Regions from separate parts of the Homo sapiens genome. Here region 1 is linked to region 2. The links are chromatin loops, found by intact Hi-C in ENCODE. Cell type or tissue: pancreas. All regions are shown on one strand. Region 1 overlaps IL12RB1 (interleukin 12 receptor subunit beta 1). Region 2 overlaps CCDC124 (coiled-coil domain containing 124).

Region 1 (2,500 bases), 120 kb before region 2:
CAAAACTCAGCTCAAAAGTTCCCTCCTCCAGCAAGACTTCTCTGCCTCCTTCTGGCCATGCCCTTGTTTACAACTGTCCCTTCTCCCTGGTCTGACACTGCGGGGTTGGGGTAGATGTGTCAAGGTATCTGGGGGCTCTTGGGGAGGAGGAAGATGCAGGAATCTGTTCATTGAGCGACAAATAAATGAATGCAAAAATAAGGAGGACACAGGCAAAACCCGGTGTGGTGGCTCACACCTGTAATCCCAGCACTTTGGGAGGCTGAGGCTGGAGGATTGCTTGAGCCGAGGAGTTCAAGACCAGCCTGGGCAACATGGTGAGACCTCATCTCTACAAAAAATATTTTTAAAATAGTGGGGTGTGGTGGTGCACACCTGTAGTCTCAGCTGCTCAGGAGGCTGAGGTGGGAGGATGGCTTGAGACCAGGAGTTCAAGGTTGCAGTGAGCCGTGACTGCACCACTGCACTCTGGCCTGGGCGACGGAGCAAGACCCTGTCTCAAAAAAAAAAAAAAAAAAAAAAAAAAAAAAAAAAATAGAAGAAGAAGAAGGAGAAGAAAGAAGAAGAAGAGGAAGAGGAATAGAAGAAGAGGGAGGAGGAGGAGGAGGAGGAGGAAGAGAACAACACAGGCTCTGTTGTCGGGTGCATGGTTATAAGAGATTCAGAGATCAAATGATCCCTGTTCATGCCACGGTGTCCTTTCAGTTCCAAGAGAACCAACTGGAACCCAGAGAACAAAAGAGTCAGGGTTGGTGGGGGGCAGGCAGGCCTGGGTCCAGGGGCAGCCACATGTGCCCTATGTGCAGGCTCCTGGAATTACAGAGTCTTTTTTTATCTTTTTGAGACAGATTTTCCCTCTTATTGCCGAGGCTGGAATGCAATGATGCGATCTCGGCTCACTGCAACCTCCGCCTCCCGAGTTCAAGCGATTCTTCTGTCTCACCCTCCCAAGTAGCTGGGATTACCGGCGCACACCACCACGCCCAGCTAATTTTTGTGTTTTTAGTAGAGACAGGTTTCATCATATTGGTCAGGCTGGTCTCGAACTCCTGACCTCAGGTGATCAGCCCACGTTGGCCTCCCAAAGTGCTGGGATAACAGTCATGAGTCACTGTGCCCGGCCTGGAATTACAGAGTCTTGAACACTTCCTGCATGCCAGGCCTTTATTTCTTGACAGCTACCGGGCAGGTGGGTTCTGTGGTCTCCCAGTGAGAAGCCCGTGGCATGTGCACCAGGATCAGCAGCAAGTTCATGGAGAAACCAGGCCCTCCTAGCTCCTTCCCTGAGGAAGAGGCAGGAGGTAGCCCTCTGCCAACCCACGCTCTCCCACCTCAGAAGTGCAGGTTTCTGATTGGCTCATCTTCTTCGCCTCCCTGGGGAGCTTCCTGAGCATCCTTCTCGTGGGCGTCCTTGGCTACCTTGGCCTGAACAGGTAACTGACACCTCTTACCGTTACCATAGCGATGGTAATGATGCTGGGCAGGGGAGCCCTAAAGTGGAGCTTAGCCCGCAGATTGGGTCCTTGGCTTTGCCCAGGAAATAATTCAAGGGCAAGCCAGAGGTAGAAGAAAACAGCTTTATTGAAGCAGCAGTTATAGCTCCGTGACTGCCTCTGCAGAGCAGGGCTTCCCTGTAGGCGGAGAGTAGCCGCTGAGAGCGGTTTTGCAGTCAGATTTATACTTACTTTTAATTGCATGCAGATTAAGGGGGGCAGTTTATGCAAAATTTCTTTCTTTTTTTTTTCTTTTTTGAGATGGAGTCTTACTCTGTTACCCAGGCTAGAGTGCAGTGGCACGATCTTGGCTTATTGCAACCTCCCCCTCCCGGGTTCAAGCCATTCTCCTGTCTCAGCCTCCCAAGTAGCTGGGACTACAGGTGCGTGCCATCACACCCAGCTATTTATTTTGTATTTTCAGTAGAGATAGGGTTTCACCATGTTGGCCAGGCTGGTCTTGAACTCCTGACCTCAGGTGATCCTATGCAGAAATTTCTAGGGAAGGGATAGTAACTTTTGGGTCCTTGGTCATTCCCATGGAAAGGGGCGGTGACACTGGTGGGCATGTCTGATTGAAAGCTGCTTTCAAGCCGGGCACGGTGGCTCACTCCTGTAATCCCAGCACTTTGGGAGGCTGAGGCAGGCAGATCGCTTTAGGCCAGGAGTTGGACACCAGCCTGGCCAACATGGCGAAACCTCTCTCTACCAAAACTACAAAAATTAGCCGGGTGTGGTGGCACACGTTTGTAATCTCAGCTACTCAGGAGGCTGAGTCAGGAGAATCGATTGAACCCAGGAGGCAGAGGTTGCAGTGAGCCGAGATCGCGCCACTGCACTCCAGCCTGGGCAACAGAGCAAGACTCCGTCTCCAAAAAAAAAAAAAACCTCAGCTCCTCTCACTGGTCCCCTTTCCTCCCCAGGGCCGCACGGCACCTGTGCCCGCCGCTGCCCACACCCTGTGCCAGCTCCGCCATTGAGTTCCCTGGAGGGAAGGAGGTAAGGAT
Region 2 (2,500 bases):
CCTCTCTAAGCGTGTGCAGGAGACAGTGGAGCAGGTGCCTCACTGGACAAGTGGCACAGCCAAGGAGGGGTGCTGGCAGGAGCCGATGAAGCACAGCTGGCAGCAGGAAGGAGCGCGCTGTTGGGGGCTCTTGTCTTTTCTAGCTATGATCCCAGTGCGGTTCACAGCAGGTCCCCAAAGCTGTTCCTTCTCCCCATTCTTCGCCCGCCTCTCCCCACCCACTCACTTAGGCTTCAAGTGCCTCACCGCAGCCTTGCCGCCACCTTTATTGGGCACTCAGCCCTGAGGCTCTACACACACGCGCCGGGGGATGGGAGGGGATGGGGTGTCACTCGGGGCAGGGACCCTCTGGCGGGAGGACGGGTGGCTGGTGATAAGAGCATGGCCCCGGGGCCCGGCGCCTTGGCCCCCGGAACGCTCTGTGACCCTCGCAGCTGACCTGGCCTAAGGGCGTGCAGAGTCGTGACCTGGACCACCCGTGGGTGAACTGGCTCCCCAAGTTCTGGGCTCACTTGGGGGCATTGAAGGGCACGGCCCGCTGGTTCATGGGGTTGTCAGGAGAGCGGAGCCACTCCTTCTTGAGCAGCTGTTTCAGCTGCGACAGCCGCATGTTGGGGTTCTCTTGTTTGAGCCGCGGCAGCTGGGCTTCCTCAAAGGCTGTGAAGGCTGCCCGCATGCGTCTTTCTGGGTGCCGGTCGGCCGCCTCCTCCGCCACGCTGGGGGTGGACATGAGCGTCAGGGGGCCTTGGGCGCAGCCTTGCCCCGAAAAGCCCGGCCCCGCCCCCAGGTAGCCCCGCCCCCGATGACCAGCTCCACCCCTGGGAAAGCCCCAGGCCCCGCCCCGTTACCTGAGCACTGCAATGGCGTCCTCGATGGTGCGCGCCTCCACGCTGCCCTCCTCCAGCACGCGGCGGTTCACGTTCTCCTCCAGCGGCACCTCCAGATGGCTCTTGGCTTTCTCGGCTGGGCGGGTGGGTGGGTGACAGAGACAGAGAGAGATAAGCAAAGATGCACAGTTCCAAGGAGATGAGATAGAGACTGGCAAGAGAAGCTAGGGGCGGGAGGAAGGCGGGAGAGATGAGGGGGGATGGAATCGCGACTTCAGCTGATAAGCCCTCTTGGGACAGGTCCCACCCTCCCGGCGCCCAGTTCTCTGCCTTACTTTCCGGCAGCCCTGCAAACAAGAGGACCCCGCGGGGCACAAGCCCTGAGGTTGTCTGCTCACGGCCAGGCCTACCAGGAGGCGGCCTACCCACCCACCCTGCACCACGTGGAGCCCCGGCAGCTTCTCTGGGGGCCAGGAGGGGGCTAATGGACTCAAGGTCCACTGCCTCTGCAGTGGGCAAAAGTGCAGCTCCAGAGCGGGATGCCGCCCGACCTGTGTCCGGGGCCTCCCTGAGCTGATGGTCTCGGCGCAGCGTGTCCTCGATCTGGGCCCGGGTGACCTTGCTGGACGTGGCCACCCGCGGCGCCTTGCCGCCCTTGAGCTTGGAGTCCTCCTCCTCCAGTAGGCGCTGCGTCTCCTTCTTACGTTCCAGCTGGTCGAGGCGCCGCTTCTCCTTCTCCTCCTGCGGGGGCGGCGTGCATGGTCAGGCAGAAGACCCCACACCCCCGCGCCACCCACTAGCCTGGGGTTCGAGTTTTCATCTCAGCCAACGAGGATTTAGGCTCTGTGCTGGGTGCAGGGGACATACCAGGAACAAGATAGGTCCCGGTGCTGCCCTGGGCGGGGGATGTGAGGCCAACAGGGGAACCTTGGACAGGGCGGGTGGGTGGCTCTTGAAGAAGTGACGCTCCTAGGTGCGAAGAGCGCCGGCCAAGGGGGAGAGCTGGGGAACAGGAGCGTCCTTAGCAGCAGGGCTACCAGTGCAAAGGCGCCGAGGCAGGAGCCATTTGTTGTAACAGGAACAGCTTGGAGGCTGGAGTGGGAGTGAAGCGGGAGGGGGAAGAGGCCGGGAGGGAGACGGCTGGGCCATGCGGAGCCTCTGGGGGCCAGGGAGGGGTTCATGTTGGATTCTAAGAGCCGTGGGAGGCCTGGACCCGTTTCAGGCTAGGGCAGGGGCTCTGCCCTTATGAGTCGGGCAGCACTGTCCACGTTTCCCTGCCGTGGGTCACTGAGGCTGAAACTGATTCCACATCGGCCGCCCAGGGAAGCCCTGATGCTGGCTGGATGAGGGACATCTGGGCTACGGGACTTGCCCTTGCCCTGGCCTGCACGGACCCCAGGGGGCCGAGCAAGCCCACGGTTTATATGCAGTGCTGCTGGAAGCTCAGGGCAGTACTCTGCCCACTGCCTGGCACTCCTGCAGGGCCCTGGTCTCGGACACCCCTGCCTGCCCCCTCACTGCCTGAGACTCCACCATCTGACTCTCACACCTTCAGCCTTCCCAGGGACGATCCCCACACCTGCAGTGTCCCCCTGGGACACTACCACTGCATCTCCAGATAGATTTGACAGAAGGGAATGTCGCAGAATAGGGGTGGACGCACCTAAGGACAC

What was found. Peaks named below come from ENCODE experiments on the same cell type or tissue, not always from the same donor. Only the 100,000 strongest peaks of a DNase experiment are listed, where the experiment ranks them.
Region 1: a loop joins it to region 2, with 4 times the contacts of the local background. A loop is called at or near these places in 70 of 110 quality-filtered maps.

The regions. Positions count from the first base shown.
Region 1 is chr19:18,061,114-18,063,613 of GRCh38, reverse strand. It overlaps IL12RB1 (interleukin 12 receptor subunit beta 1), which reads left to right. Exons shown (of 17, transcript NM_005535.3): 14 at 1,337-1,433; 15 at 2,417-2,492. Among named protein-coding and RNA genes, the nearest start is that of IL12RB1, 25 kb to the left of the region's middle. In pancreas, no CTCF peak of the experiment used is centred here; no DNase peak of the experiment used is centred here.
Region 2 is chr19:17,941,724-17,944,223 of GRCh38, reverse strand. CCDC124 (coiled-coil domain containing 124) reads right to left here. Exons shown (of 5, transcript NM_001136203.2): 3 at 1,379-1,568; 4 at 849-963; 5 at 239-716. The coding sequence ends at 509. Among named protein-coding and RNA genes, the nearest start is that of CCDC124, 10 kb to the right of the region's middle. In pancreas, no CTCF peak of the experiment used is centred here; DNase peaks (open chromatin) are centred at 479 and 1,443.